Linked DNA regions of Homo sapiens: region 2 is linked to region 1. Evidence: chromatin loops called from intact Hi-C (ENCODE). Cell type or tissue: mammary epithelial cell. All regions are shown on one strand. Each heading gives the region's core, and the rest is flanking DNA. Links, peaks and the distances in the headings are about the cores only.

Region 1 (11,548 bases), core at 3,513-6,012:
TAAACTACAATCCAACCTCATTTCTCTATTGGAGTGGAAACTTGGATGGGAAAGGCCATATTTCATGCAGTGATGACTACCCTAACAGTTTCACACACTCCAGTGAACATTACTAGTTTTGCTCTCCTTGTCCATATGTGTTTGCTTTTGTGCCTCAAGGAAAGTGGGAATAGAAAGAGCAAGGCCTTTCCAGGAGTGGAGGCTAAATGGCCTGGTCTTCCAAGACCTCAATGGAGTAGGCTCTTAGAAAAATACTACGTTGGAAGGAAAATTTAATTAATTAAAATCTAAATGTTGGCTGGGCGCAGTGCCTCACACCTGTAATCCCAGTACTTTGGGAGGCCAAGGTGGGCGGATCACCTGAATTCGGGAGTTTGAGACCAATCTGACCAACATGGAGAAACCTCGTCTCTACCAAAAATACAAAATTAACTGGGTGTGGTGGTGCATGCCTGTAATTCCAGCTACTCAGGAGGCTGAGGCAGGAGAATTGCTTGAACCTGGGAGGCAGAGATTGCAGTGAGGTGAGATCGCACCATTGACTCCAGCCTGGACAACAAGAGTGAAACTACATCTCAAAAAAAAAAAAAAGAAATCTAAATGTTTTTGTGAGGACAGATCAAGAAGCTTGTGAGAAAATAAAATTGTGGTATTCTGATGCAGATGCTGGTTCTTAAGAAATAGGAATTCGCAGCAAGTGGCCTATGTCACTCTGAAGGGGTTTTCACCATTGGAGCTGTACTAAGTTGTGCCCAAGGATGGGGCTGTGGTCTGGGTCAGAAGTGACTTGATTGGTCCATTTTTACTTGTATTCCCAAGAGTCCCTGAAGTCTTTCCCTGAGATGGAGCTGTATCACTACAATCCATCAGCACGTGACTATTAGAATGTACTTTAGAAGACGTACTTCCGATCTGATGAGTATTGCTTAAAATTTTTAACAGCTTCCCATTGCCTTTGGTCAAAACTTGTTCATGAAGTCAAAACTTGTTCATGAAGCTTGCAAACCTGGTCAACATCCCAGCCCCATTTTCCTCCATTCCCCATGAACCTGGAAGTCCCAGCCTCTCTGAATTGCTTGCAATTCCTTGAATGTACAGCAGCCTGTCATGTCTCTGAAACCTGGTTACCTGCAGTTGCAAGATGCCACCTCCTTCTTTTTATTTTTTAACCCATTTCCTGTTTGCATTTGATATCTCAGTTCAAGCATCATTTCATATGTTATTTAGTCATCAAAGATTATTGTTACCGGGGACAAAGATGAGTAAAACATGCACCCTACTCTGGAGGAGCTTTTAGTCAATGAGCAATAGATACGTAAACGAATGATGAGCAATTTCCACATCTCTGTACAGGCAACAGTAGGGCATACGAGAGAAACGGAAAATATTTTTTGATATCTCCAGGCTTTCAAAGCCCCTGACTCAGTGCTCCCACACTTACTAAAACTACCACACACTCAAATCATTTGGATCTTAATCACTGGCCCATTTTCTCTTCCAGGAGAACCATCTTGATAATTTCTAAATCTCTAGCCTCTATTGCATATTGGCCTATGAGAGTTCTCCCAAAACGTTTACTCCCTTAGTAAATAAATGTAGGAATGATGACACCCAAGAAGTCCTAGAATCCTGTGTAATCCAGTCAATGGCAGGGAGCTGGGAGTCAAAGAGAATTGGGCCCTGAATATGTGACATAGCAGGACAAATCTACCCATAAGCTCAGATAATGGAGGAGAAGCATTCAAGAATCTTATAGATTAAGCCACTCAGCCGAGAAAAGAATGGAACAGGTGCTGAAAAGAAGTAGAAACAAGAAACCTGAAGACCAATAAAGAAGGGAAGGGAGAGAGGTACTGGTTCATCCTCTGAAGTCAGGAGAGCCAGTCCCATCTAACTCAGCTGAACATTTCTAGGACGTTTCCTAACAAAATGTTCTGATTTCCCCCCTTGCACCCTCCTTATTTATTTATTTAGTATTTACTTATTTATTTATTTTTAATGAGCTTAATTAGGTTTTTTTTTATGCAACCCTAAGAAATTTTACTTACATATTGTTATTAATGTACTCACGTTTTTAGAACAACACGAGGGAAAGAAATTAGCACATAATTCACGAATTCATGAGGACACTTCCCCCTACTGACTATATTTTGATCCACTGTCATATGTTTACATTTAAAAAATATTTCTGAATAGATTAAAAAATGATGATGAGTTTGTTAGTCTTATTACCTGAAAATGAAAATGACCTGGACTACTATAGCCAAGAGAAGGAATGAAATGGATCAATTATTTGCTTCATTTGGCTGGTCATCATTATTGATTTGTTTTGGTTTAAATGACCCAAAAGAGTGTTCTGAAGCATCTCCCAAGGATCATAAGCCGTCCTAAGTCCACATCCAAATCTGTATAATTAGTAATTCTTGTAACTGGCAATATGACCTAAGAGCAATTGAGAACACTTTGCATGCAAGCCATAAGAATATATATCCTATTATAATAACAAAGGTCAGATGTATAGGGATATTAATAAAACCAAGAAATTCCTAGTGTTCTTGAAGAAAAGGAGTAAGATTTGACTAATTAACTTGGAATTCAGGTTTAGAACAGATAAACATACATTCATCAATTATGCCAAGCTTTTCTAATTATTCAAAGCTAAAAACTATTTGGAGATATTCCAAAGACTTCTACATTTTTATAAGTATTGATAAGAAAAATAAATCTCCTTTTCCTGATTTTAGGGAAACAGACCTATATGCTATGTTTAGTTGCAGACACTTTCCATCTCTTATGTTCTATGATAGTACATCTATCTCCTTTACAATTATGTTACTTTGTTCTTCTGTTAATGGTTTTATTATTGATATGTCATTTATTTTAAGTTATCCCCACTCCTGTTGAACATGAATAAATAGAGGATATTTCCTTCTCTTGCAGCTATATTGATGAACCTTTCACAGTTTTTATTCCTTCCAGTCTGAAAGAAACTCCCCACCATCCAAAGCAGACAGGAAAGTCCCCACATGTTGGAATGGGATGCTACACTCGCTGTTCCCAGGGCAGCAGACCTTCATTGTTCCTTCTATACAAAATTTTTCAAGCAGTACACAGTCTCAAATTCTGGGCAATAAAAAGGAAGTGACTGGTTTTTATTATATGCAGGATATTAATGCTTATAAACACTTATTAATAATATATATTTTTATGCTTAATAACTAATAGCTCAAGAAAGTAGTTTATATATCCCTACCTACAGAGGGAGGCAAGCCAAGATCCAAGACACATCTCCGATTTGGGATTTAAAATCTGCTTCCAAATTGAAGTGCTTAAAATCAGTTGTAAATTCTAATACTTTGAAATTCACTTTGGAAACTTTGGTTTGCTGTTGGAGAGAGATATGACATTTGCAGAAGAAAGTTGGCTGATGCGTGAGCTGTGGGAGGAGCATGTGCCCTTAACTAGCAGTGCTTCCTTCTTAACTGCAAGGTTCCTTTGTGTTCTCTGCACTCCTTTGGGGAAAGACAGCTTCAGTGAAGCTCTGCATTCTCAAACATCTATTACTCTTTGGCTTGAAGATTCTCTTTTCTACAAAACTTGTTGGATTTTCCCTGACTTCTTTTAGAAACTAATGTGCACTATTTGATTTCTTTTTTCCCTAAACAACTAATAGTTGTGAGCCTTCGACCAAGAATTACATCATTTAAAATGGAGAGAGACCACATATTCACACTGAGCTTTCTTCTGTGATCCAAGTCATATTGTGTCCATGCTAATTTTCATATGAGTACACAAGCTACGGAAAGGAAGATGGCTAAATATTCCCTAAAGGTTTTTCAAAAAGACTGACACCAACTGTTAAAAAAAGAGACAGTTAGACATTTTGAACATGGGTGGGCTATTTGTTATCATAGAATCATTTTTAATTGCTTAAGTTGATATAATGAGTTTTTGGCTATTTTTTAAAAGAGTAATTATTTTACGGAGATATATTGTGAAACATTTGTGGATACAATACTATGATATCTGAGATATGCTTTGAAAGAATATGGAAAGGAGAAGTAGATGGGAATATGGATCAAATAAGTTTAACCCTTAGTTGATAATTGTTGAAGCTAGGTTCTGGGAATAGTTTGTTATCAGTTCTGTCTACCATTTTATGCATTTAAAATGTTCTGTAGTAAAAAGCTGAAAAAAAAAGTCTTAAAATGTTCTATTGACAATTTATGGTTTCTTTCCGTGTGCTGTTCCAGTCCGGTCTTGGTTCTAGAAACCACAGGAGTGAGTAGAGAGAGGAACAAGACTAGACATAGAGTTGGTGATTGGAGTGTGTGATTGTGTCTATTTCAGTGTTTTTTTGTGTAACTGTGCATTTGCTCATATGTGTAGATTGGTCATTGATTAAGTGAAAAATTGGAAATATATGTAAAAGCTTAATAATGTATTCACTGTTTTTATATCTATACATTAAATTACTCATTTTTTAAAGTCCCTTTTATTAGTTATGTGCAACTGTATGATAGACTTGGAAATATCTTTAGTTCTCAAATTTTTTAGCTGTAAGCAAACTTTCAGGTAAACATTACTTTTGCTTAACCACAGAAAAAAATGTAAGAAAGATTGAACAACTTTCCTAACATTCATTGCATTAGTAGCATAGGCAGAAAATAAGACCATTAGTAATATTTTTAGCTCTCGGTTTACCAATTTCCATGTTATCCTAACATTCCCATGAGTTTTAGTCACAATTTTTATTTTTTACTATAATAAAATCAAATATTTTAAAACTTAGGCATCATGGAACAAGTTTAGATAATGAAGTGCCAACTGGATTTTGGCACCGTTCCTTGCATATTTGTCATCAAGAGTCAAAAGTAATAGGAGAGAAATTAGATAATAGCAGTTTGGTTTCGCAGAAATGGAATTGACATTGTACAGTCAGTGCTGTGGAATTCCGGATTCTGCAACTACAACTACCATCCTCTCTAATCAGTTTCAGCAGATACATTGGGTTGAATTAACATCCGGAAATCTTTTACTACAACGAAACTAAACATTTTTGCCTAAGTCTACAATGTTTAGTCATAACTCATGTTTGTTCTTTTTGCATTCTGAAACTATTATACATGGCCTGTCATTGAATTACTTTCCTTTAGTGTTCCTTTGTTGAGTTTGGCCAGGAAGCCTGCCCAGCCTTGTGACCAACTAATACAGTATTAGGCATTTTGGAGACAGTGCTGTATTTCTTTTTGTAACAAAGTTTTCAAAGTCAAAATTGAACCAAATTCTCTTTGTCTGTCTGATATCACTAACTTTTAGTAAAAGGAAACTCCATTTTAAGGTAATCTCCCTGTCATGTGGTATTTCTCTTCCCTAACAGAAATTGTGAACTCCCTCTTGGGCCACGCGCCACCAAGTCCACTTGAACCACCAAGCACAACAGTCTTTATTTTATCTTTATTTATTTTTTATTTTTTTATTTTCTGAGATGGAGTCTTGCTCTGTCACCCAGGCTAGAGTGCAGTGGTGCGATCTCAGCTCACTGCAACATCTGTCTCCTGGGTTCAAGTGATTCTCCTGCCTCACTAGCTGTGTTTACAGGTGCCCGCCACTGTCCCTGGCTAATTTTTTGTATTTTTAGTAGACACGAGGTTTCACTGTGTTGGTCAGGCTGGTCTCGAACTCCTGACCTCAGGTGATCCTCCTGCCTCCGCCTTCCAAAGTGCTGGGATTACAGGTGTGAGCCACCATGCCCGGCCTACACAACATTTTTTAGATTTCAGCTAGGGTAACTGTGGTTTACTTCCCCAGTTCCTTAGACATGATTAAACAGAACACATTGTGTAGCTATGTGTGTGGACCTGGAGGGAGTTCACAGTTTTTGTTAGGGAAGAGTTAGTGCTTTGCCTAAAACAGATGGGACATGTGTGTACTACACTTGAGACCTCCATAGATTAGAATGAGTGTGAGAATCAAAGCCATTCTCTTTCCAAGTTTGGATTTGTTTATTTCTTTCTGTTTCTGCTTAATTCACCCTTTCAGCACCAAGTTGATAAAATATTACACGGAGATATTCTTATTTTGACACCAGCATACCAGCAGGTAGAATTGTGGGCAGGGAATAGACAGTATCCAAAGATTATTTTTGCTTGTTGGTAACTTTTGGGTAATCTTAAAATGTTAAACTAGATTCCATACAGTGGTTAATCCATACAATGGCTCTCTCTGAGAGACAGTTTACTGGTGGCAGCATTACCAAAGTCACAGGCAAATACCACTTCTGTGCCTTTTCCTGAGTCCAGATGATTGATTTTAAAATTAAGGAGTTTCTGCCATTTTCAGTGAAAGAGATTAAGGAAAAATAAAAAGTGGTATAATAATAATGACACCATGGCCAGCTAGTTCCTCTCTAGCCACTACAGGTCACATTATAATAATAGAAGTATTAATCCTTACTTATCCCACCATGAAACAAAGACACAATGGCGATCACTGTTTTAAATGGCAAATTCTACTCTGGTAAGTAAATTAGTCTGCAAGCTTTAACCAATAAGGAAACACAGAAGAGAAAAAGTCAAGAACAGATAAAATTTTAAAATATGCTTAAGGTCATGTAGATGACTGTGTCAGTGTTTAATCATCCTGCCTTTACCCTTTGACAGATAGAGACCCTCCCTCAGTCATCAGTTGGAACAGCCAAGCAACTCTTCTGCAATGTAGATCCAGGGGACAGAGTGACTCATAATCCTTCAGTGGTGATGTTACTATTAGAAGTCAGATCCAGCCACAAATATGTAACCCAGTAAGATATCCATAGGAAAATAAATTCAAGACAGACTATCCTCTATTCCAAAGTTAGTCTCTTAGAATTAGTCAGGCCTTTTTGATTTGAACTATGTTTTAGAAAAGGTTTAACTTCCTATGGAATAATTCATTTGCTGAATGATAAAGTCAGTTCGGAAGTATCTGGGGTTGCCATCTACATAGCTTGCACCCAAATAAAGAGAAATAAGCTAGAGTAAGCTTTGACCCAGGTGCCTAAATAGGTAAGTTAATACACCCAAGTTCTCAGCAGTCACCATGAAAAATAAAAAGTAAAACCCAAAGACTACTGTTTGCACAATTCTTGACCAAGCATTTAAAAGTGTACTATGAAATGCTTATTAAACACCTTGCAGACACATATTAACATTCCTATTAAAATTAACCTGATCTTGGTTCAATAAACTCATGCCATGAAGAAATATGACATCTGTGGAACATTTAATCTCTGTAATTGGGTCGCAAAAATACGAAATAGAGACCTAAACTCACATGGAAATATTTACTTTTATTTAAAAACAGAATTCTCAAGTGCCTCTCTGCTTTCTGATTTCATTCAAGTCAAGAATAAAAATACTGAAATGTGGCAGGATTTCTAACAGAATGAAAGCCAAGAAACACTGAAAACATAGTTTTGAGATTTCCGGTTTAGTTTCCAGGACAAAGAGATTCATTGTTGGTTTTATCATCTATGCTACGTAGATACCTGGATAAACAAAAGCTGTTGACCTCTTTGGGGTCACCTGTTGCCCCATTTTGGCTCTGATTTTGCACTGCTCTTCACAATACAGTGCTGGGATGAATCCAACCTCTCTTTACCACAATGGCTCCTAATCATTCCCAAAGGAAGAACTGGAAAATATTTGGAATTTTTCTTCTATAGTTTCACATTAGTTTATTCTCAGAGCACTTATCATCTGTGTTTTGAGCCACATGTTGGGTAAAGAAATATGTAAGAGGGATTTAATCACTTTTTCTCCCTGAAGGGTGATATTGTATTTTTGTTAGCATAGTGTTTATTTTGTTTTGCTTTGACACATGGCTTCTGTAAAAATTTCAGTCAGTCTTCCTCTTCGGATTTAAGTACTCAATTCCAGGCAATGAAGACAAACACCAAAGCATGACTTTTTAATATTGTAAATTTAGTTGCTTTTCATGATTAATCTTTTCATGGTATCATTCAGCTCATTATCTTATACATATTGTCTGTAACACAAGAGAATGTATCAATTTTGTGAATTCATGACAAAATTTATGAGTACTCAGGTTCCACTTATCACAATCACAAATGCTGTTTTCTTTTCTTGTAAACTTACTTCATTCTTATGCTCAAATGAAGGAATAAAAGCATTTGCTAGCAGCCAATATTCTAATATCAGCTTTGCATACACAATTTTGTTAAATAAGACAAAGAAAAAACTGAAAAGGGAAACAGAAGTTATTAAATTTGGTTAAGGGATTACACCTGGTTTTCTGCTGCCCTGATTTGTTTTGGACGAGAATGCATTGAACAGATGTTATTCTTTCTTTCTTTCTTGCTGGGATTTTTGTCGGTTATGTTTCGACATATTACTCTATTTATTTATTTATTTTTTGCATTCCCATAGCCACCACCCTATGTCCACTTTTAGCTACATTTCAGAACTTAGCCATAGCCTCCTAACTAGCAATATGGCAAAATAGTAGCAAACTCAGGTGACTATTCATAACAGTAGAATGAAGCTGGTAAAACTCAGAGAGGCTGGGCTTAGCTGCTAAAACCCCCTTTGTGGTCAACTTATTGCCATTTGACTTCCATCTTGGATTATTCTTGCTGAGTTGCCATATACCCATTCTTTTTCACTACCTAAACCATTGCCTCACACCATGTTCCTTCAATGATTCTGCTACTAAACTGAAAGCTCCTGGTTTTATTCCTATTAGGCATGTAGGAATGACTGTTCTTTTATCTTCGACCCTGACCTCTAACTCTGGTATTTGCTTTCTGCTTATGCTTCCTGGCTTCCTTCTACTCTGCATCCACTCAAAACAACTAGCACTTTGCAACAACAGACTTCAGCTTCCACGACAATTAATAGTAAAAATTATGGAAGAATATAGCTCATCTTGATGCCCAGGTTATCTGCCACCAAGGGAATTATTCTATGGCTTTGTCTTCTGTGTACAATATCTGTTCTCTTTTCAGAGACCTTCACCAGTAATGTATTTATAAATGCAAACTGGTCTCTATTGGAAGGGAAGGTGAATAGCATTAAAGAATACTTTTGTATTCCATGAATTCTCAGAATGGTTTTTTGATGGATTAGAAGACTCTTCCAGGTTGCATGATATTTTTTTAGTGCGCTGACTTTTAAAGTTCTGGTATCATCCACTGTAAAGAGATAAAGTCAGCTCTTACTACATCAACGCTATATTGGCATCCATTCCATAACCTTGCCTTCTTTATTTTTGTGTCACCTGACATAGCTGAATGAAGCATATTATACGATTTGTGGCATCTTAATCTTTGAGTCTTCAACTATTAATAGCACTTTCCTTCTCTGTGCTGGGTATTCCGCTGCTTTTTTTCCACTGGTGTCTTTTGATATCACGTGTGCCATAGACATGTCAGCCCTTTAGGCAGAAGTTGCCAAAGTCATTTTGCTTTTGACTTTATCCCATTTCAGTCTGGCCTTTGAGTCTTGACTTACCTCCCAGTTTTGACCCATCTGCTATTCTTGGACTTAGCTGCTAATCTGGCTTTCTCCAGCTCTGGCATCCTTAATGGCTGAAACTCATTTGTCTGACTCTTTTTAATCTCAATCACATGGGTGGGATTTCCTCTTGCCCTGTCTTTAGCTCCAAAGACTCTACAACTTGATGATATGGTCAACTTTTGCGGCACAGAGCATCTTGATCCTCCAGTAAGGGCCTTCTGAAATACAATGCGGATTATTCTTCATTTCCCTCTCGAAATTCATTCTTTACCCTTCTCTTACCAGCTCCGTTCTCCAAAAGCCTGGCCTTTTTTGTTTTTCTTTTTTTTCTTAGATGGAGTCTTGCTCTGTCACCCAGGCTGGAATGCATGGCACGATCTCGGCTCACTGCAGCCTCCGCCTCCTGGGTTCAAGTGAATCTTCTGCCACAGCCTCCTGAGTAGCTGAGACTACAGGCATGTGCCACAATGCCTGGTTAATTTTTGTATTTTTAGTAGAGATGGGGTTTCGCCATATTGGCCAAAGCCTGGCCTCTTTATGGACGGTACCACTCAAGCTCCCTTGGCTTCTGGTTTCTATTTGAGTTCAGCAAAGCTAGAGATTAGCAGACAGGAAGTGAGAGTAGGTGGGGTATTTTTATTCTCCCTGTTTCTTCTCAGTTTGGGCAGTGGCCATCTTACTTTACCTATATTCACAGCTATTTTAGTTAGGTGGTCCTTCTCTTATGATTCTGGCTCTCATTGGGTAACACGATCCTCTTTTTGTCTTGAGTCTAGGGGAGGTAAAGGCTTTCTACTATACCTAGTCCTTGCATGTTTCACCATCCCTCATTGGTAGTCTTAATCAGGTCCACACCGTTATAAAATGTTTTATCTTAAAACTTTTTTCCACTAGCCCTTTGATTGTACCATACATTTCTTGCTGGATTTCTGATTAAGATGTGGGCATTGAGAAAAAGACAAAAAGCACAGGTAATTGGAAGTAATAGGTCTTTATGAATGTGACTGCCCTTTAGGAGACAGTGATGTGAAGGTCATAGTATATGTCTCAGAATTATGTGTACCTACACCTCAGACAGATGGAAAAACAGGCACTGTGAGGAGAAGATTGCTCAAGGAATATGGAGACCTAGGATTTCTCTTTGAGGGGATATTATGATATGAACATTATGATGGATACATTTAGATAGTCTTTTACTCTTCTGCTAAGTTAGTTCTTTATAGAACAAGCACAGTAACAGGCAATAGAGTAGGCATAGGAAAAGTTAGAGCAGAAGTTGGAGCATCATGAATGGATTTCCATCAGACAGTCCACCCAGAAGGACTTGAACTGTTCTCGTCCTTTGGGGGTAATGAGTATCTACCATACTGAAGCCAACTTAATAATTAAATTTAAAACTATATAACTTTGGGGATTGGCTCTCCTCTTTGCTGAGGCAGAAAAAAGAGCAATGGACAAAGCTCTAACACCTGGAATAGTGAATAGGTAAGAGTGTTTTAGCTGGATAGTGTGTTGAGAGAAGAACAGAGCCATTTCTGGCAGTCCTGTAGACTTGAGTGGTTCCATGCTTATTATGCTGAGCAGGAAGAAGTGGCCATGGGCATGCACCTGTTGAAGAGTAATGACAAAGGATTCTGAGATTTCCTGCAGAGCTGTGAGTCCTTAGGAGCGGGACCAGTAAGAAGCTAGATAATCCTAATGCATACTCATTTTCTAATGAAGCTTCCTTAGTGATATGGCAATGGTGCCAAATTCAAAGTTTAATTCAACCAATACACAAGTGACCAAAGTATTGCCTTAAATCACTGAGTTACAACTCTAACATATATCCGTATTTTTAAAGCCCATCAAATTGTAGGAAATTTGGGATATTCAATCACAGTGTGTAGCCTCTGGTATGTTTTTGGTCAAAAACACTGAACTATACAGCCAGAATTAAGTGGAAAGTTTAGAGATTATCCAGTAAATTCTTTTGTGGCAACAGCCAAAAGGGATTATTTTGGTCTCTGGTTGATTTTTTTTTTGGCTTA
Region 2 (11,548 bases), core at 4,516-7,015, 120 kb after region 1:
AATGATCAGGATTTCAGCAATGGTCTCACACTACCTAAATTCACACAAGACCGATATAAAGTCATGTGCCACATGACCTTTTGGTCAATGACAGGGCACATATACGAAGGTGGTCCTACAAGATTATAATGAAGCTGAAAAATTCCTATCACCCAGTGATGTCCTAGCCATTTTTCTAATGTCGTAGTGCAATGCATTACCCACGTGTTTGTGATGATGCTGGTGTAAACAAACCTACTGTGCTGCCCGTCCTATAAAACTATAACACATACAGTAATGTACAGTACATAATACTTGATAATGATAATAACTATATTACTGGTTTATGTATTTACTAAACTATGTTTTTTTTTTTTTTTTGAGACAGAATCTGGCTCTGTCACCCAGACTGCAGTGCAGTGGCACAATCTCAGCTCACTGCAACCTCTGCCTCCCAGGTTCAAGCGATTCTCCTGCCTCAGCCTCCCGAGTAGCTGGAGTTACAGGCATAAACCACCATGCCTGGCTAATTTTTGTATTTTTAGTAGAGATGGGGTTTCACCACTTTTGGCCAGGCTGGTCTTGAAGTCCTGACCTCAGGTGATTCGCCTGCCTAGGCCTCCCAAAGTGAGGGGGTTATAGGCGGGATCCACCATGCCCAGCCTAAACTATGCTTTTGATTGTTATTTTAGAGTGTACTTTGTCTACTTATTGAAAAAAGAAAAAAAAGTGAACTGTAAAACAGCCTCAAGCAGGTCCTTCAGGAGGTATCCAGAAGAAGGCATTGTCATAGGAGATGACAGCTCCATGCGTGTTATTGCTCCTGAAGACCTTCCAGGAGTAGGTAAGATATGGAGGTGGAAGACAGGCATATTGATGACCCTGAACCTGTGTAGGCCTCAGCTAATGTATGTGCTTGTGTCTTAGTTTTTAACAAAAAAGTTTAAAAAGTTAAAAACAACAACAACAACAACAACAACAAAAAAAAAACTAGAACAAAGCTTATAGAGTAAGGATATAAAGAAAAAATATTTTTGTACAGCTGTGCAACGTGATTTTTAAGCCAAGTATTACTACAAAAGAGTCAAAAAAATTAAAAACTAAAAAGCTTATAAAGTAAAAAAGTTATAATAAGCTAAAAACTTATTATTAAAGAAAGATTTTGGGGGGTAAATTCGAAATTTGTGTAAATACACTCTATGATGTACACACAATCACGAAATCACCTAACACATTTCTCACAATGTATCCCCTTTGTGAAGGGACAAATGAATTCAGAATGCCAACATTTTAATTCATAATATGACACATCAATTATCATCGGTGTACTTGGGAGTTATGGCCTCTCTCCTGGAATCAAGGTATTTGGGAGTCAGACTATTAATCGGAAAGTTTGAGAGTCAAACCATTAGTCACAAATAGGTAACTGGAAAATAGAAAATAGGAAGTGGTGTTTGGAGATATTCTACTTAAGTTCAGAAAGCTTTGATGAACTATTACTAACCCAGTGTCTCTTCCAAAAAGACATTTTTTCTTTAATTCAGGCCGCCCTCTTTTCCTTGAAATGCATTTTCTTAAGATCAGTTAATATTACTTATTAATATATAAATTAATATATGGGACTGAGAAAGAGTCAATTCCTTAGGCTTCCAGGGTTACCCCCAAATACTGGTTTATACACATCACAGAGGAAATGAAAGGCTCAGATTAAATGACCCAAAGAGTGTCACATAGTTAGCAGGTGCCATAGCTGAGCTCTGCCCTCAGGTTTTCTTTAAACTTAGCGCTTGTGGCTTTTACTAGTCATTGAGAGAGAGCTGCTGTTTAGAGGCTACAGCATCAAGAGCTATTCTAGGGGATAAATGAAGTCAACATGTGTGATGAAATTATTAACATGTACTTAGGACACATATCATTGCCGAATGTGTATGTGCAGTCTGTGCCCTGCTCCCACTCTTGTCAGCGGGAAAGATTGTTGTCCTTTGCATCAGTTTCTGGGCTCCCCTTTGGATCAGAGAACCTTAGTAACAGTCAAGGCAGAGGAAAAAATGAAAGAAAACCAAGTGGCTGAGTTGATTTACACAACAGCTGAGGGAGAGTGTAGAGGGGAAGGAAGAGAGCAAAAGCTTTATGGGGTTGGTGTCAGGGAGAACATATTTTGCTGCAAAGAGGAAAGTGAAGAGAAGAATAAACGACTATAGAGAAGCTTGGATGAGAGAGAATTGTAAAGTAGAAGACTAGGAGTTGAAAAATTATTGCTTTGAGTTGTGAGTTAAATTCTCTTTGCATAACACAAGCAAATAATAGAATTATTTTTCATTACTCATGGTTATTTTACAGGACTGTTTCTTTGAGTGAGACTCCTTGGCAAGGCTTGTTCATGTGGAGTCTCAGGGTTTATTTACATCCTGGCTGGAGGAAAGACACATCATTCCTCAAGACTGATTCATTTGAAGTAGAGGTCGGGCTGGCTTTATGGGGCTTGTGGCCAGCAGGACTGTGCAAGGCCCATGCTCAGAAGGACCTCATGTTTTTCTATTGCAGTCCTGAAATTCTTAATAATCTTATTCCTGAATTTGCGTTGTATAGGTGAAATATGATGGGACATGGAGTGGGGGTGGGAGAATGGGGGAGGCTTGGGCTGGACATACAGGAGGACAGGGTGGGAGGCTGGTGGCAACTGGAGGCAGCTCCGGTGGCAGCCTTTCCAGCACTGGTGAACCTCATGCATTCAGCCTATTGCCTACCCTGATCTAGGGACTGAGCGATTCTGGGTGGAAAGGTTTAAAGATTCTTGGACTCACCTGTCTGCCCTGAGCTGGGCCAGTGGGAAGGGGAGATGCCTAACTCGACTTCTCCAAGGGTGGCTGGTGGGACCTGAGATAGCACACTACATGCCCCATGTCTCTGGACTGGGTCCCCAGCCAGGGCTTTGTAGTGAGGGGTGGAAGTAGGGTGGAGGACGTCTACTCTCTCTGGCAAGTATACCTGTGGCTTGGACTGCTCCAGGGATTGGTTCTGTGTTTTGGGGAGTTCTCTCTTCTTGCTTCCAACCTTCCTGAGTTTGATATGCATTTTCCCTTTCTGGTCAGCTCAGAGGGCCTGCAGGGTTGAGCCAGTAAATATGAACTGGGAAATTTTGGAGATCTCCTACCAGTTAAATGCTCTTATATTTACATTTAAAATTGGCATGGCACAATATGAAGGTGAACGGTAAAATTTATGTTATTAACTTAAAATTTTAATTTTTCTTGACTTAGGATGGCATTAGATAGCAAATAAAAAACATGACAGAGAGGGATCACTAGAAGAAAGGAAAAAGCTTGATATTTTAGTACTTTTAATGGCAACTTTTTCCTGTTTTTTGACCAAGGCGCCTTGGGTTTTCATTTTTCACTGGGACCAACAGATTATGTAGCCAGTCTTAAGCAGGGAAATTTATAAGACATAATTGCCAGAAGTCTGGAGAGAGCTGGCTGAAATGGTTTCAGATTTAAGATGGAAATAGAGTCAATGCACCTTGCTACTGGAAATGGTAGGACTCTTTTGGATGGATAAAATGCTGCAGAGCATAGGACCCTGTCAGATTCTGTAGTAGGGCAGATATTAGCTCAAATTCTGACTTTCCACAGTTTATTAATAAAACTTAATATTTCCTGGCAAATGAACTATTCCATCAACTGTGCCATGGGGTGTTGCTTGAATATAGGAGCCATACGAGTATGCTGGTACTCACTGAATTTTCCCAACACCATTACTTCTTTTCCCACGGTTACACAGAATCACTGGCTCTAATTAGGATGGTGTTTGTGGGATTGTCTGCCGAAACTTGTGTTCCACCTTCCGTAATGTAGCATTGTCACTGAAAAGTGACAGCACAGCTAGGAACTACATCTCTCTGTCCCCTTTGCAGCTAGGTGGGATAATATAATCTGCTGTAATTGAGTAAACATAAGGTGTGCCATTTCTATGAAAGGTTTTTTACTAAGTGATTGTCCTTTTTCTTTTGTGGATCAGGTGCAGAGGAATCCAAGGTGTAGGGAATGAAAGAGCCACAAGATGTAAGAAACCTCAGTTCCTCAATGTAGACATGGAAGAAAGCTTCCGGGAGCAGGCTCACTGGATTTGGTCACATAATGATCACAGAATAAACTCTTGTGGTAAGCCTCTGAATTTGGGATGTTTTGTTAAAACAACTAGATGACCCTAACAGTTTTCACCAAGGTCAGTAATCGACTGATTTAAGTGTTTCAAAAAATCTTTAAACAAATTCAATTGTTGCTTTTAATTTTATAGATAAGGAAATCAAAGTCTTGGAAACTCAATTACTTTCTCAGATAAATGCAAACAGCTGGTAGCAGAGCCAAAGACAGATACCTGGGCTCGTGTCTTCTATTCCAGCTCACTTTCTTCTTTGTTGATGATAAATTTTAAAGGACAAACTTGCTGTGAATATTTATTTATGCCATGCTTTTGGAAGTACTGTTAGGCAGAGAACTACAAAAACATTTCATTCTTAAAAATCCTAATAGAACTAAGCTGGTCAATATATATTTTTTCATGATGTTATATTGAGTGTTAATGTTAATTACGTTAGTCACAAATTAACCCTTTTCTTTTAAATGTAACTTTAAAGGTTTATGAAATTCTAATCCTTTGTTAGACATATTTAATTGTTAGGCATATTTAATTTTAAATGGAAATCAGAAGAGAGATTGTTTCACTTGCCAGCAATTTTCTTTATAGCAAACTTTCTTAGAATATATTTAGTAAATTCTCCTGAACGAAAAAAATGTTAGTTATGAATGCTATAGTTTAATATTGAATAGAATTTTTGGAGAATGTCAGGAAATTTCTATGAACTCCATCACCAAAGACCATGCTTCTTTAAAGAAAGGAATTAGATCAAGGAAGAAGGAAAAAAAGCATAAGAAAAAGAATGTGAAAACGGTGAAAACAGTCTTGTCCTTCTGGACTTTTGCTAGAAATTGTGATCAAATAATAAGTTTGTAGAAAGAGGATGTAATAATATATGCTAGTACATGTATAGAAAAAATATTTTGCTTGGGAAATGGTGATATGCAGTGAATATTGAGAGTGGTTCTCTTTTTGGAGGAAGGATTAGGAGGTTTTCATCTTCTATATTAAGTATTTCTATAAGAACAGAACCTTGAAAGTTCATAATTGCTTCTATAAACACACAAAATTTAATTTAGGCATACAGACCTGAACTATACCACACATCATGTCAGTTCTGCAAGGTGTTGAAAGAATTCTGAAACTCTCTTTCATCCCATAGCCAAGGAAACGATAAGGCAAAGTTTTAAGGTATAAATGTGTCCATGGGAGAGAATTTAAAAAGTAGTCACATATGGAAGCTTCTGGAAAAACGAAACAAAAAAACATTTTTTAGGATCTCATTTGTGATACAGGCATATCGTCATCCCTTTTATTCAAATCTTTTCTGGCTATTCAGACTTCCTCATAACTATTTTTACAGTGAACACTGGTTTCACTACAGTTTTGGAGTGTGGGTGGAAACGGAGACAGAAAGGAGGAGCATTAATAGTGAGAAAAATTATTCCCCAAAGCAGGGTATCGTCTGTAGAAGAATTTCAGGAGCGTCTCTCTAAGGCACTCCTATTCTTAATTTTGGTTGAAACCGTGCACACCTTTTGTTGTACTGGGTCTAGTAATACACACCTTCTTCCTTTCCAACCAGCCATATGAACTTATCTACATTACAAGCTTCTGCCAGAGGCCAGGAAAAAGATGTGTACGGTAATTCCAAACACAGTCAGGAAAGGAAGTGGCTCAGTGGTTTTCTTAAAAGTCAGTGACACCTATCAAATGGCATTAGAAATATTTAGTAAGGACTATTCACAATTGCTTCAAATTGACAGGATAGTGCCTGCCTCAAATGAGATTGCACATTACTGGATGATTTTTTAAACATTCATCTGCAGTCATGCGGTCAGCAAGATAGTTTCAACTGCCCAGAAAAAAACAGATGTTAAGTGGTGATTGTGCTTTGAAATAGAAATGAAGTCAAGGATCTCCTATTGCTTTTGAGCAAGTCAAGCTGTCTAAAAAGCAAAACAATTTAAATGAAAAACATTCTTTTTATGCTGTGGGTTTTTTCCTCATAACTTACACTGTTTTCTGTGCATGCAGTGCTATCTATCTTATGTAATTAGGAGAAAATCTTAAAAGCAAACATTGTACACAGAATTGCTAATAAGATCACTTGTATGATGTTGGGCTCCAACCATTTTGTTATATTATATTGGAAGTAAACTATTGATTATAAAAATAACTATAGTCAGGCACAATGGTGTAAACCTGTAGGCCCAGCTTCTTGGGAGGCCAAAGCAGGAAGATCCCTTGAGCCCAGGAGTTCAAGCCCAGTTTAGGCAACATAGCAAGACTCTGTTCCCCCGAAAAAAAAAAACCTGTTTTTAGTTTTAATGTTGCTTCTGATCAATGTTGATTATAAAAAGAAAACTGTGTACTGTTAGGCAAGCATAAAGTTATCACCTGTTCAATTTATTCATTAAACAACCATAGATGTGCCATTATACATGAAACATTTCTGGCTCCATATTTTAAAAACAGTCTTTTTAAAATTTATAAAAAGACAGTGAGAACACATGGACACAAGGAGGGGAACAACACACACTGGGGCCTGTCGTGGGATTGGGGGGCGAGCCAAGGGAGAGCATCAGGACAAATAGCTAATGCATGCAGGGCTTAAAACCTAGATGATGGGTTGATAGGTGTAGCAAACATGTAAACCTATGTAACAAACCTACATGTTCTGCACATGTATCCTGGAACTTAAAGTAAAAAAAAATATTAATTAAAAGAAAATGTTGGATTTTTGAAATAGTACTGCCCTTTTAAATTTCATCAATAATGCCTATGTGCTAAATTGAGACATGCTCAGTCGCACTAGGAAGCATTTTGCTGTGAAAGCATTTATTTTTTTCCCATTGTGCTGCATTCTTTTAATAACTCTTAGGGTATAAGACTCCAAAAAGCAGGTTGCTCTTGTAACCTGTCCCCTTCAGTATTTCAATCTAACAGCTTCAAGTGTCTTCATTCACTCTCTCTATGTATAGAAATCACCATCAGGCTTTCCTAAATGAGAGCAGAAGTTTCACTCAGCATTCTTTTCCTAGATGGGGGTTATGATGACATTTCCTTATTGTTTAAGGGCAGCCCAAACTCATGATTAATTTGAAAACTAATTACCAAGAATGTAGGACTAATGTCTTGCTCTAGCACTGACTATCCAAGAGAGTTTGGCCAATTCCTGTATATATGTGCATGTATGTTTGTATGTATGTATGCATACATCTTATATGTGTGTATTTGTATCCTTACAAGAGAAATATAGGTTTACCAAACATACTGATTTTAAAGGACTAGTTAATTTTTAAGTATTAATTAATATATTCGCCACAAATATACACTCTCTGAGATGTAATTTAGTCCAATATTGTTTGGACTAAATTAAATAGCACTGACAGCCAAAATCTTGCTTACCAAGTCTGAGGCTGTTGCTCAGATGTTTCAAACAATATTGCATATTTTAAAAAATGAATTAGGACACTTCCTTAGAGAATGTATTAATAAGACTTTCTAAAATTTGAAAACCCAAAACTTAAAATAATCAGCTGAGCTTTTCCAAATTCCAGGATGTTTTTTGGCATTATGCAGCTAAAATGCCTACCTAGATGTTTTTGTAGAGAACCCGTCATCCTATTGTTTGAAGTCAGGTAGGTATGGTCTATGTCAACTATGAAAATAAGCACTGGAGGGGCCAGAACTTTGTCCAAAGCTCATAAGTGATCATTGTGTGCTCAAAGGAATCAGGCGATGTGCTTAACGGAAATCAGATGCCATGCCTTAGAGACATGAATTAGACTCTCTTCATCTCCAAAACATGGGAGTTTATGTTTGGAGAAAGCACAAACTACTGTTACCCAAAATAGTAGTGTTTTCTTGAATTAGATTCCATTAAAAGGCAAATATATGATGACATGTATTACCTTTTTCTAGCACAGCCTTCCCCTCTTTCTGTCTCTCCATCATCAGATTTCACTATTTTTGCTTCGTTCAGTCTTCCAGATTTGGACAACTAAACATGGTCTGTTTCTTCAAGGCCCAACTCTAGACCCTTTCAAAGAACGTTAAGTGGATTATCTTATCCATATTATTATATTACCTCTTCAGTTAAGGTGGCTGTAGTTTTACTGATGATCCTTTCTATGTCAGCTTCCAGGGAGGTTAAGTTGTAGAACTCAAAAAATACAAAATTTATAGTCAAAATATTTGGGTAGATTTCTGATTTTTCTACCTCACCCTAGGATTCAACCTTTTATTTAGTGTTCTCATCTATAAAGCAGAAACACTTATAATTCCCACAAAAATAGTGGATGCATTTTTGAGTTATCTGCTTAACTTATTACATCTCCCTTGTTCTGGAGTTGCCCCCTCGCCCACAGGTGAGCCATGGCAGCCATTTTTGTGGTAGATGGCTCCGCCCTGCTGGCCAAAGACAATAGAACTAGGAAAAGATAACTTTTCAAATTGGGGTGATCAGAGCTACATTCTCCTGGTAATTTGGAATTGAAACTGAGTAACGATAATTCAGCTGGGCTGGTCACTTGATGACAGGAGAAGTAAATTAGGAAGGTTTGATGGCAAATTTGGGTACAATGAATCAGGTGCACATAGAAAAGTAGAACAAAAAACAAAAATACTGACCTTGGTACTTCCTGGCCTTCCAGGTCCCTGTTCCAGCCTTTTTGGAGGCCAGTTGCCTTTGGGTTTCATGAGATGCTGATGTTGATGATAATGAAATGTCCTCTTTTTCTTAAAGTTTGACATAGGTTTCTGTTATTTGCAACTAAAATGCTTGACTAAAGCGTCATAGATGTGCTGTGAGGATCAATTCGTGTAATATTCGAGATACTTTGAAAATAATATAGAACTATGTAAATATTACCTATGGTTATTATTAGAAAATGTCCTAATCTAAGTGGGTAAATGTTCAATAGGACACTGCAGTAGGTACTCGAGGGCTGATCAGATCCTTAGAAGCTCTTTAGTGTGTCATGGAGATAAGTGTTACTCTATTACCTTAGGTCATTGTTGTTGTTAATCTAGTAATAAAGTGAGGAATGAAATTAAATTTAGCCTAGAGGTGGAGGAAAGTAGCTGTGGAAAAGTGGGGAATGGCCTAATTTAATATTTTTAAGACAAATAATTTGTGTCATCTAAATATTTTTGAAAGTGATTTACAGAAACCCAAATCATAATAACCTAAGAAAATTAGTAGAGATCCTAAATATTCATATATAAAAGTGAATCAATTCACAGAACTGAAATTAGTGGTGCAGAAGTAGAAGCATAACAGTAATTGTTAACACATTCTTTTCATTATGTTGTTTATCTGTGACATATAAATATGTTTTGAGTCAATGGTTTCCAACCTCGGGGCACGGATGCCTGGCCTAAAGTCATGGGAGGACAGAATAGATTTTTTAAAAAAGGATGCTTAAATTTGTGTATACAGGACACATTATCTATGGATGCAATAAATATTTTATATAAAAATAACAAATTTATAAATTATTTGTATGTGTTACATAATTTAATTCTTACGACCAGCCTATATATTATCCTCTTGTTATAAGTAAGGTATTTTGGACCTAGAGTGAATTAATAACTTGTTCAATGTCAGACAGGTAGTTAGTGACAGAACAGATTTTTCGCTCAGTCAACATGACTCCTAAGCTCTTAACCACCATATTACATTGCTTCCAGCATAGATATTATTAGGTTAGACCACATGATATGGTCATTTTTGTAGGTCAAGAACACTCAAATATTAACAATTTCATGATTCTATCTCATTGTGTTTTGACTATTACCTTATTTTAAAACATAATTGAATTTAATGTATTTTAGCAACATGTACTTTCTCACAATGCAGAAATTTAAAATACAGCTACTGTCTTATTGATGGCATTTTAGTCTGGGTTTCCTAAAAATTAGAGCTAGCAACAAAGATGAAGTGTGTCAGCTTTATTGGAAGGTGGAATCCCTCAACAACAATAATAGGGGATAAGGATGAATGAAGCAGGAAGAAAGGAGAGCAAATACTAGATGGTAAATTTCTGAGTTGGCTACAGCCTAAAACACACACACACCTATGCACACACACACACACACACACACACACACACACTCACACGTAGCAGGTTCTTCAGGCATATGGGACATCTTCTTGTACATATTATGCCAGAACAGTCCATCAGGAAAACGAAAGCAAAGGAGTTCATCTGCTGGTTCCTTCCCATTTCCTGGCCCTCGCTGATCAAAATCCACCCTTTCCAAGTTGAGTTATCTGCATTCTATGGGCAAATTTCACTCTCGTCATCTGAGTCTGGAAGTCGTAGAGAAGCCAGAGCCACCCATAAGTTTAGTTTGACTGGATCACATCTGTTCTGGGCTCTGACACAGCAGGTTTGCTGAAGGTAGTGCTAAAGCCCAGTTCTCACCCCAGAAGATCCTGAGACAACCTGCAGCATTTATACATGAGGTCAAGACAGCAACTGCTGGGATACTCCACTGAGCAAGCAGTTGAAGCCCCGGGGTGGGGAGAACCCAGCAAATCTGGTCAAGGTCATAAACTAGACCTGGTACAAGAGAACCTCAATTTTATCTGGAGGTGTGAAGAATTTCTGGTAATTAAAAAAGCTGAAAATCAGGAAAACATGGGCTTTTTCTCCTGCTGATAGGTTGATAATTATTATCCGCTTCTTTTCTTGGGTCAGTCTTATTATCTGTCATTCATAATGAAACCAGGAGGTTCTAATGTCATACTTAGAAATATCTAAGGGGAAAACCCAAAACACTAGCAAACAAAAATAACCTTAGCCTGCAATTCAGGAAAGATTGATTAAGAATCTTATCTAGTACAAAAAAAAAGGAGTAGAATCATTCATTTGAGAAAACAAATGATGCTGTGCCTTTTTTTGGTACTAGACAAGGTTCTTAATGTCCAGGGCTTATCTCCATTTGAGAAAAGATATTTGCCATTTTTAAACCCCTCCAGTGATTTTGCCTTTCTCTTTGTTTGGAAAGGCCACATCTTCCATAACACAGTCCCCCAAACAATGCTGGATGGAATAGATCTGGAGAAGCACTCAGTTCCCTGGATAGTATTTGACCACATTTATATTGCTGTTGGATGAGTCTCACTGCAGTATTGGCCAGAACTGACCTTTCACAGTTAATCCTTTTTGAACAGCCCATGGCTCAAGGTGTTAGGATGTCAGCCAATATGAAAGAAATATGATCCTAGAACACAGTGTATTGTTAATTTTTTTTCTCTCTTTAGGTAGGTTTTTCAGAGGAGCCTAGGGATGAGAAAGTTGAATAGGAGAGGAGGAGACAAAGAGAAGGTGAATAAAAGGCATTTTCCATAATTGCTCATTCTGAGGTTGCCATAGTGATCAGCCAACATGATGGCTGCCAATGGCCTGGTCCTGACTAC

What was found. A loop is a pair of places that touch in the nucleus more often than their neighbours do. Peaks named below come from ENCODE experiments on the same cell type or tissue, not always from the same donor. Only the 100,000 strongest peaks of a DNase experiment are listed, where the experiment ranks them.
Region 2: a loop joins it to region 1, with 2.9 times the contacts of the local background. A loop is called at or near these places in 4 of 110 quality-filtered maps.

What each region holds. Positions count from the first base shown.
Region 1 is chr5:53,356,203-53,367,750 of GRCh38, reverse strand. No RefSeq gene overlaps it. Among named protein-coding and RNA genes, the nearest start is that of FST, 120 kb to the left of the region's middle. In mammary epithelial cell, for the core only: no CTCF peak of the experiment used is centred there; DNase peaks (open chromatin) are centred at 5,070 and 5,850; H3K27ac peaks cover 2,500 bases.
Region 2 is chr5:53,240,590-53,252,137 of GRCh38, reverse strand. No RefSeq gene overlaps it. Among named protein-coding and RNA genes, the nearest start is that of MOCS2-DT, 140 kb to the right of the region's middle. In mammary epithelial cell, for the core only: no CTCF peak of the experiment used is centred there; a DNase peak (open chromatin) is centred at 5,837; H3K4me3 peaks cover 241 bases; H3K27ac peaks cover 2,500 bases.